2 separate regions of the Homo sapiens genome follow, and region 2 is linked to region 1. Evidence: chromatin loops called from intact Hi-C (ENCODE). Cell type or tissue: psoas muscle. All regions are shown on one strand. Each heading gives the region's core, and the rest is flanking DNA. Links, peaks and the distances in the headings are about the cores only. Region 1 overlaps TNS3 (tensin 3). Region 2 overlaps TNS3 (tensin 3).

Region 1 (5,367 bases), core at 151-5,150:
GTCCTACAGAGATGGCCCCGGGTGTATGTTGATGTGTGCATGGCCCCATCAATCACAGCCAGTTCCTGAGAGCGATCCTACAGGCTCCTGGAAGGACGGGTCCAGATGCCATGCCTGACACCATGAACATTCTAAAACACTCAACTGGTAGTCTAAGCAAATGAAGGAACGCTTTTTGATTTTGCTTTGATTTATTCATGTTTAACATACAAGTTAAAATACCTGACTCTGAAGAAGCTGTAGGGGCCTACTGAGTGGGGACCTTAACTATTGGCACCAGAAATGGCTCCCTTTCCAACTGTGTGCCAGTGACTCCTAATCCCACTCACGAATGACAGGGAGTCATCATCTCATGTCCACCCTACACTGGCTTTCTGTCATGGCTCTGGCCACCCCACAGTGGGGGCAGCCCCTCACCACAGCTCTCTGTTTGGCCAGCAGCAGGAAGGCTGGGTTTGGAGCCCATGTGCCTGGTGCGCAGGCCTTCATGGAGGACACAGCCGCATATCGGCAGGCTGCCCTGCCTGCCGCACGGTAGACTCCAGGGCCTGGCACTGTCAGCTCCCCACACCTGATCTCTTCTTATCCTCTTTCCTCACCTGCAGCCAACATAGTCCAGGCTCAACTCCCTTGCCTAACCCTACCTCCCACCTGTGAGCCTCAGCCCAGGCTGCTCCCTCTGCCTGGAAAACCACCTGCCCACCTCCTACTGGGCAGGTGCCTGTGCCTCAAGGCCCAGTGGCAAGGCCCCTTCTTCAGGAGACACACAAATAAGATGTGCTTTTATTTCTGCTTCAAGAGAAGAGCACAGAAATGTTATGACCCTCTGCTCCTGTGATTTTGTAATATCCTCTTCTTATTTTAAAGGAAAAGGTCCAAGGAGGCAGTAACACTAAAACAAAGCACAGTTTTCCGAGGCTTTTAAAATGAGGGGTGGGCCCCACATCCACCAGGGAGCAGGCAAGCAGGTGTTTGTATTTTCAACCACGCCAGCCTCATGCTGAGAAAGGCGGGGTTCCGGACATGGAGCTCTGGAGCAGGAGGAGCTCCCACTGCCTGTGAGAGCCAAGGCCCGTTCATCAGGACGGCACTGAGCTCACAGGGAGCAGAGCCTCGGGCGATGACATCAGCTAATGCCACCCCCAGCTCCTGCTTCTTGGGGGTCTGTGGCATCTGAGGTTTCCATATGAAATCAATAGCAGGCTCTTCATATCAAGCCCTGGCTTCCACTGACCTGTTGCTAATGACAAGGCAGAGGAAGTGGTCACCCCTAGGGAGGGGATGCCCAGATCTCGAATAAAACCACCCTCCAGAGTGAAGCGCAGAGCTCTGACAGTCAATGTTCAGTGGTCATCCGTAAAGAAAAGGAATAGCACAAATAAGTGAGCTGGTCACTTCGCCAGACTTTGGGTCAGTTGTCTCAACCTCTCATTCATTCATTCATTGCAGAATGGCATATCAAATATCACACTTCGGGGCACTCGGAGATGAGAAAGAATTAGCAGTTGCCTTCGAAATTCAGTTTAAAATGGAAGAAAAGGTATAAACATACAACAGTTATTCAGGGAAGAAAATGGTAAATTCCACAAAGGTAGGCACCAGAGAAATTTTCCCTGAAATACATTTTGGCAAGAGTGTTTAACAATCACATGATGAACAGTTTGGGTTTTACCAACTGTCCTTTGCTCTAAAGAAGGCTGACAAGAGGCCGGGCGCGGTGGCTCACACCTGTAATCCCAGCACTTTGGGAGGCCAAGGCGGGTGGATCACGAGGTCAGGAGATCGAGACCATCCTGGCTAACACGCTGAAACCCTGTCTCTACTAAAAATACAAAAAAAAAAAAAAAAATAGCCGGGCATGGTGGCGGGCGCCTGTAGTCCCAGCTACTTGGGAGGCTGAGGCAGGAGAATGGCATGAACCCAGGAGGCGGAGCTTGCAATGAGCCGAGATCGCGCCACTGCACTCCAGCCTGGGCAACAGAGCGAGACTCCGTCTCAAAAAAAAAAAAAAGCTGACAAGAAAAGAAAACATGAGAAACCCTAAGAGCTCACAACTTATCAAATCTTTTAAAATTAAGCATTGAGCTGCAAATGGCCAACTGGCCAACTCTAATGTCCACATAAGCATATTTCATGAAACCCAAACTAGTTCCTGCTGGTCTGAAGCTAAACTGCCACCCCTGTTCACAAAATCTTGATAATGGCATTCCATTTAACTCTAATGTCCACATAAACATATTCCATGAAACCTAAACTGGTTCCTGCAGGTCTAAAGCTAAACTTCCACCCCTGTTCACAAAATCCTGCCAGTGGCATTCCTCTCTGCCCAGTGTCTCAAATTCAAAACCTAAGGATTACTCACAAGCCGTGCCTCTGACCCACCGGGTGGGTATGCCAATCCTAACAGGTCTACCTTTAAAATGCCCACAAGTCTACTTCCTACTGACCCCACCCATTGTTCAAGGTTGGGCCACTCCAGCTCTTGCTGGGCAGTGCTAAGCTTTCTAACCAACCTCCTGAGGTTCAATCGACTCCCCTCCAAATGCTTTTTAGAAGTAAAGAAACCTCTGAAAAAGCGAAAGGTTTTAGATAAAGATTCTGAAAGCAGAATTTCTCACATCACAGTATTGCAACCATTCAGCCATTCTATCCACTCCACCTCCCCTGAAAGACACAGTTGTGAGTTTGTTATTCTAAAGACCTTCTGAACAGGGGGCAGTTTCCAGTGATAAGGGAGGGTTAACAGCTCAGATCCTTGCACACCGCTTTATTAAGAACAGAAAGGAAGCCTGCGGGCTTCGGAAAGTTCCAGGGTAATTTGGAGTTGAGGGTGCACAGACACACACACAGTGCGCAGAAAGGCAGGAGTTGAAATGCCTAGAAACACACAAAAATGAACTCCGCCAGCTGCTCCCGGGAGGCGGAGAGAGGGCGCCCCGCGAGCTATTTCTGTGCTTGACAGAAAATGGGAGTAGGCACTTCCTGAATCCCTGCCTAAAATTAACTGCTTTACAAAAGGGGGGAAGGGGAAACCCATGGTGAAACAAGTTTTATTTTACAATTCAAAATCTGGAGGTGGGGATTTGAATGCTTCGTTATGGGTTTTGGCCCCGCTGATAAAAATGTGGCTGAAAAAAAGAAGAAATGGGGGCTTCACTAGGAAACCTACCCTTCAGAAGTAGCCCCACAAAAATAAAGCCAGCGGTTTGATTAGAAACGTTCTTCTCCCCGGCGCCTGTAGTCCCAGCTACTCGGGAGGCTGAGGCAGGAGAATAGCGTGAACCCGGGAGGCGGAGCTTGCAGTGAGCCGAGATTGCGCCACTGCACCCCAGCCTGGGCGACAGAGCCAGACTCCGTCTCAAAAAAAAAAAAAAAAAAAAAGAAACGTTCTTCTCCCCATGGAACGTGAAGCCATGTCTCAATGAGAGGCATGAAGGCGCATGCACAGCAACACTGGTGCAGTCGCCAGAGAGCACAGGCTTCAGTGCCGCACATCAACTAAGTGCCTGTCCTGTGGTCTAGGGGGCTGAGACTCATGGACACACACGCTGACAACATGAGAGGGCAGCGTCTGGGGCAGGGGCTGCACGAGACAGAGTGGGGTATCTGGAAGTATGGTGGGCACAGGGCCACGACCCCCGCCCTGAGGACGAGGCCTGCAGAGGTCTCTCCTAGCCTGACAGGGATGGTTATGTCCCAACAGGGGCGGGCTTCCAACACCTCTCCCAGCCTGAACTCAGGCTCTGGAAGACCTGAGTCTGAACGGGCCATAGAGAGGTCTCAGGAACAAGATCCCACTGGGAACCTACACTCAGAGCCAGAATGCAGTCTCCCAGCCAGAGCCAGGGCCCAGGACTGCCAGAAAGTCCCGGAGATAAGCTTCTGCAGAGATGACATTGCTAGATGCCAGGGTGGGTGGCATCCATGTGGAAGAATGACTGTAGTAGAAATTTTAAAAAGATGCACTGCATATGGTGTCTAAACATTGAAAGAGAACAGGCCGTTCTGCAGCTCCCCAACTGCAGCACACCTTCCTCCTCCATCTCGGCAGAGGGAAGGGGTAAGGACAGACCACTCAGGAGAGCAGTGGACGAAACCACACACATTATGACAAGTGGATTTCTAACCTGGACAGAGCCAGAGGCAGGGTCAGAGAGGAAGAGCTGTGATCCAGAAGGAGCACACGGTGCCACAGGGCTGGGGAGAGGCCCCGATGCCACCCAGCCCAGAAGCCCAGAGGTGAAGAGGCCCTGGATTGAGGAGAGGAGAGGACCCCAGTGAGCCTGGAGGAGGGGTGACAGGATAATGGGAGGAAGCATACATTATAGACTCTGAGCAGTTCAAAAACTGAATGGTGGTCTGAAAAAAGGGGTAGTAAGATAAGCACGTCAAAAAAGGACATCACTGAACAGGATGTGAGCTCACACAGGGGAATACAGAGTTTGGGGTCTTCTAGAAAGGGGCCAAGGGCTCCTGCAGATGGCAGCCAGAGTCAGCAGAAAGAGCACCTGGGGCCACATGTGTGGAAGGAGGGACGTTTCCCCTGTGACCAGAGCTGATGGGCAGGAGGTGCTGGAGCCAAATGGCATTTTCAGGAGTGTTTCAAGCTGATTAATGTCAGGCTGGTAGCTTGGAAGCAGGCGGGGGGAGGTGAGGTATTTTCACCAGGGGAATCAGCAGAGGCTGCCAATCAGCCCGCTGCACCCCCAGCAGGGTATAAACCCTCATCTGCACACCACCGGCCAGAACGTGTTTCAAGAGAAGCGGGAGTAAAAGCGATGGTGGCCAACGCAAACAGAGTCTGAGTGGGAGAGTCCACGCACACGCAGTACAGAACGCCAGGCACAGGTGAGAGAGGCGGAGGGCTGGGGATGCATCTGTACCTGCTCGTCAGGGGCTTGTGGGAAATCACATCAGAAGTCCAAGACCAAGCAGGCAGGGACACCTGCAGCACCCAGCTCTGCCCTAGGCCCAGATACCCTGGCTGCAGCGATGTGGGCCAGGACTACGGAAGTCCTCTGTGGGGTGAGCCAAGGCAGGGTGAGCCTGTGCAAATGCAGGAGGCTGGGGGGAGTAGAAAGAAGGGCAGCCAGTCAGGGGAAAGGTCACAGAGCTGGCCAGAACCAAGGCAGCATCGAGCAAGAGGCACTTGGATTCCAGTGTCAGAAAATATTAAGCCCACGGCTCTGCCATTAGCCATATGGAACCACTTTCAGGTGGGCCTCAGGCTAAGTCTGAGGCACTAATTAAGCCCACTAAATGGAATTTGTTTGCTTAAAAGAGCAGACCCCATTCTCAGAAGAAAATTTAGAAAATATATATACTTTCTTGTCATTTAACAGTTAATAAATAAAATGCATAGTGATT
Region 2 (5,367 bases), core at 223-5,222, 48 kb after region 1:
TGCCAGGCTTGCAATCTAGGCTCTTACACTCCAGGGTCCTTCTGCTCTGCGCCCTTGGGCTCACTTGGGGCTTCTCCCAAGGCAGTTTCCCATTCTCCTTTCTGGCTGAAAACCGCTGTCCTGGGCTCAGTTGAAGATCCGCCCCCCATCTGACCTCCCAGACTGGTTAATCATCCTCCATGGCTGAGCCACTCAAGGATGGTTGGGGCCCTGACCCTCTAGTGTGGTCATAAGTCTTGTACCTCCAATAGGAAGTCCTAACCTTGTCTGGGATTTTCCACACACAGCACCAAGCAGGAGCAATAAACACTGGTGCAGGAATGAAAACATTCTCCTTTGCTGTATTTCCACCACATCAACACCGGTGTTCACTGCCTGTCTCAGACCACACCCTTCTGAGTCCTCCCAGAAGTAAGCTGTAGCTGAGGGTCTGGGGATGCGAAGGGACTCAGAAGCCAGGGCACAGACTCCTCCAGGCACAGACCCTCACCTCAAAACTTGGGTGGCAGACTGGCCTCACTCCATCTTAAAGCCACAGTGAGCTCTGTGCTGCTGCCCAGCTTCCAATTTTCTTCGTGCTTTGCCACAATCCTCTGTGCTTTTTACTCGCCAGGTTGTCTCACCCTAGCTTCTGACTGCACTTGGTTCCCAGGAACAAAACAAGGTTCTTCCCAGGAACAAAACGAGGTTCTTCCCAGGAACAAAATGAGGTTCTTCCCAGGAACAAAACAAGGTTCTTCCCAGGAACAAAATGAGGTTCTTCCCAGGAACAAAATGAGGTTCTTCCCAGGGAGGATGAATTCCAGACGGCTAAGGCAGACATCAGCAAACCAGCCATCAGGAAGAGAGGCTACATCTCAACCTGGGTTGGAAACCCAGCTGGAACTAGGGACATGAGCCCCTCCATGAGTCAGACTTTAACACCAAGTACAAGGTTCCCTGGGGGAGAGCTGAGGGGCCACTCGTGCCCGTTTTGTCACTGGAAACTGGAGGCTGCTCCTATGAGTCCATTCCCTCACACGATCATGCATTCACCCACAGATACGTGAGCAACGTGTGTGCTCGATGTCAGAGGAAATACAGCGGCTGGCTCACCCCGCCCCTCCCAGAGGGACGATCTACACGCAGTGTTAGGAGGGGGCACGGAGTCCACAGATCATGGGAAGAACTCCATGAATGGCCTGTGACTTGAAGCAGAAGCAGACACTTTCCAGACAGGAAAAGAGGTGAGGAGAGGCAAGGGTGGTAAAGCGCCGTATTTTTGGTGAACTGGCCAAAGGCTGGGTGGCTAATGCACAGCTGTGTTGGGACACTGAGGGTAGACAGGGCTCAAGAAGCAAGTACAGGGTGGTGAGCAGGATTGCACAAAGCAGTCACAAGGAAGGAGGCCCCAGTACCGAGCTGGGCTGGACTCCAACGTCACAGGGGGCTCTAACTGGCAAAAAGGAAAAAGCATCACAGGTGTATGTTCATCCTGGAGGACCCCTGGCAGTCCTGGGAGGACACTCGGGAGAAAGCAGGAGTGGACATGGAAACTCTAGGTAAGAGAACCTCAGCCTCGGGCAACAGCCCTAGAAACACAGATAAATGTACAGGGGAGAGGACGGCCATAGCAGTGGAGAGGTGACGGGAGATTGGTCATGCACAGGATGATTGAGCATAAGGATCTGTGAGAAGAAAAATGGGAGGCACCTTCGGGAGGAGCTTGCTAGTCTAGAATGGGGGACATTATAGTAAGCCCTGTGTTGGGAGACAGGAATCAGATATTGGTGTGACTCAGAGTTTCCAATCTAGAGACGTAGATACATCTAGAAATCAAAGTAGATGTGAATGTGTGTATACGAACCAGTGCACACACACACATGCACACACACACAGAGATACTCCCAGATCTGTCCTTGGAGGGTGCGGAGGCTCCAATACCAACAGTCACCCCCCAATGAGCCTGAAATCTCTTCTTTTTGGCCAGAAAGTAAGACAGTGCTCACAGAACAATGGGTTTTTTAACAAAAAGACACAGGGGCCAGCCTGAAGAGGCTCCCACCAGGCAAACTGTAAACAACTTGGAGATCAAAATAGTGATAATATTGGATTATGACCCATTGAATACAATACAAATCCAAGACTCTTTGAGTCCCTACTGATAGAAGCAAATGACCGAGGCCGGGCGCAGTGACTCACGCCTGTAATCCCAGCACTTTGTGAGGCTGAGGCGAGCGGATCACAAGGTCAGGAGATGGAGACCATCCTGGCTAACACGGTGAAACCCTGTCTCTACTAAAAATACAAAAAAATTAGCTGGGCATGGTGGCAGGCACCTGTAGTCCCAGCTACCCGGGAGGCTGAGGCAGAAGAATGGCATGATCCTGAGAGACGGAGCTTGCAGTGAGCCGAAATTGTGCCACTGCACTCCAGTGTGGGCAACAGAGCGAGACTCCATCTCAAAAAAAAAAAAGCAAATGACCACAGAGACAGTCTCAGAGAGGCAATGGGAGTCCTGGGAGCAGGTTATTAGGAAGCGTAAAGGTCTCAGCTTCCATGCGTCGTGGGATGGGAGACTCGGGAGTTATGTGCAGTGGAGAGACAGAATCTAATAGGCTGTCACTGGTTGATCTTTAGAGAGAATACATAGTCTCTAAATACTTTCCTTTATTTACTATAAAAGGGAAAAGAGTAAGTCAACAACAGAGAAAGCTTCAGTCTCCACCTAATCAAGGGGTCAAGGTGACCATGACCTTGGATGGGACAAGCCATGGTCAGCGCCACCTGTGATTCAGAGATGAGAATATGCATTACCACTGGGTGTTTCTGCAGAGAGGCATCATCTAAACCAAATCCTCACCACACCTTGGCCAGACAACCCAAGTGAGGGGTGGAGAGTCCAAATCCTTAGTCCCTCTGACGTGTGCTCACAGAGCCACTGTCCTGGCAGGATCCAGCCCTGATTCCCGATTCCTAGCCTCAGTGCTCTGAAATTGGGGCCACCAGATACTCTGGGCAGATGACTCCTAGCTCTCCTCTACCCACTACATGCCCGTCGACACGAAATCTGACATGGCCAGTCCCACTGCTCCATGGCTTGAGGGTGTCCGAGTGTGAGGGAGTTTCTATGTGCCACCTAAAGCACATTTAAAAGCACTTTACGGCCGAGCACGGTGGCTCAACCTGTAATCCCAACACTTTGGGAGGCTGAGGAGGGCAGATCACGAGGTCAGGAGTTCAAAACGAGTCTGGCCAACATAGTGAAAACCCGTCTCTACTAAAGATACAAAAAATTAGCCAGGTGTGGTGGTGGGCGCCTGTAATCCCAGCTACTTGGGAGGCTGAGGCAGGAGAATCATGTGAATCCAGGAGGCAGAGGTTGCAGTGAGCCGAGATCACGCCATTGCACTCCAACCACGGGGAACAGTGCAAGACTGTCAAAAAAAAAAAAAAAAGGCACTTTGCCTCTGATATTGAAAAAGACTGCCTTCAGTTTAAGGAATTTCTGACATCAGCAAGTTGTTGCCAGCTCTCATCTGCAGAAATTGAGCCTGGCCCTCTCTCCTTGTCCAAAGGTGGGAACACTGGTCACTGGGCAGCAGGAGGCCCAGACACTGTCTCTAGGGGCAGGTCTTGTACCTGGGCCCTGTCCAAACACAGACTTTGGGAAAATCCTCCCTTTTGTCTCTTTCCCTGTGCAGCCAGCTTGTGCTCCATCCGAAATCCAGAAGGGACAGTGTAACAGTGTGCCTCCCAGGGCACTCACCCTCTGGGACATTCAGGAAGTGTTCAGGCACACTTGCATCTCACCTATCCAGCAAACATCTTCACACCTGTTCCCCAGGGCCATGCTGGAGGGGGAAGACCAGCAGAGGACTTTCGGTACGTCAAGTCCCAGGGGCTCAGGATATGTGCATGGGGCACCTGAAAGACTGGAGAGGTGGGGAGCTGACTTCCAGTCCCTGCGGTGAGGGGGCTTTCGCCCAGGCTCTTAGTGACCCAGCGACATCCTAGGAGACAAGGAGTCCAACTCCCAGAGTGGTATTAATGATCAAAGATGCCATTTGTGAAGTGCCTGACCCTCAAGATGGTCCAAAGCTGGAGTTACCCACTCGGGTGGAAGCAGGACTTGAAAGCAGTACTGCTTTGTCCTTTACACAACACTGTTTCTCATGAAAATCACAGACACTCAGTAGATAACGTGATGAATGAGAGTCCACTGGCCACAGAGGAGAGTGTATTTATTCCACCAGGTTAACCAAAACGTCTCCATTGGCTACAAAGTTCCCGGGCACGCAGCCTGTCCCCACCCATGGGAGTCCCCTGGGGTGTGCAGGCTGTCAATGAAATGTCATTCTGCGACTGCCACACTTCAGGGCTTCTTCTGACAAACAGATGGTGACTTCTGACATCCTTTGCATGGTGTTTTTGCCCGCCCTGGGGAAACCAGCATTTGTTTCCCTCTGCTCTGACTCGTCACAGAGTTCCTTCCCCCTGACTTTGAGAAGTAAATAAAAAATGCTTTCCTTACAAAATTCCCCTCCAGTGGGTGCTTCTTCCCTCTTCTCTGCTCAAAACAGAGCTGTTTCATTACAGACTGTGCACAGGAGAGCAAAAGAAAGTGTTAAATTAAGGTGGCTCTCCCCAGCCCCCTCCAGCTAAGTCCCTGGTAGGATCTCGCCCCCTTCCCTCCCTTCAGAGGAGCAGGAAGAGTCAGAGGCTGGTGCCAAGAGGAGCATCTTCCTTCCTTCACCTATCCATGGGTCGGGGGTGGGGGTGCCCAGCCCAAAAGATAAACAAGGGCCCACCTGTCTCCACCTCTCACAAGCACGGAGCACACCTTTCTCATGGTAAAACGGACCCCCACAGCTACGGGCTCTCTGTGTGCCTCCAAAATCCATATGTTGAAATCCTCACCCACGAGGTGACGATATTAGGAGGTGAGGCCTTTGGGAGGTGCTTAGGTCATGAGGGGAGACTCTGCATGAATGGGGTTAATGCCTTTAAGAAAGGGACCCCACAAGACCCTTCACCCATTCTGCCATGGGAGGACACAGATAGAAGGTGCCTTGGATGAACCAGGAGCCAGCCCTCACCAGACAATCTGCCAGAGCCTTGATCTTGGACTTCCAGCCTCCAACTGTGATAGCTTCCAGAACTGCCTGAGGTCGCAGAGCTAAATAACCACAAGCCCAAGTCCCCAGGTCCAGCTTACAGACCTACTGCTACCAATGGGTGTCCCAGGACCCAGGCACGGATCAGTAGGCATCCCAGCACTTCCAACAAGCCAGTTTCCTCCTGTCAAATGAGCTGCCCCACCTATTCTAACCGAAAATGAGAACATAGGAAACTGTCTAGTTAATAGGTGCCCTGTGCTGAGGACAT

What was found. Hi-C counts contacts between places; a loop is a spot of excess contacts. Peaks named below come from ENCODE experiments on the same cell type or tissue, not always from the same donor. Only the 100,000 strongest peaks of a DNase experiment are listed, where the experiment ranks them.
Region 2: a loop joins it to region 1, with 4 times the contacts of the local background. A loop is called at or near these places in 8 of 110 quality-filtered maps.

What each region holds. Positions count from the first base shown.
Region 1 is chr7:47,491,831-47,497,197 of GRCh38, forward strand. The region is part of intron 3 of TNS3 (tensin 3); the gene reads right to left. Among named protein-coding and RNA genes, the nearest start is that of SNORD151, 30 kb to the left of the region's middle. RefSeq lists an enhancer at 1,759-2,350. In psoas muscle, for the core only: no CTCF peak of the experiment used is centred there; a DNase peak (open chromatin) is centred at 2,924.
Region 2 is chr7:47,539,506-47,544,872 of GRCh38, forward strand. The region is part of intron 1 of TNS3 (tensin 3); the gene reads right to left. Among named protein-coding and RNA genes, the nearest start is that of TNS3, 40 kb to the right of the region's middle. In psoas muscle, for the core only: no CTCF peak of the experiment used is centred there; no DNase peak of the experiment used is centred there.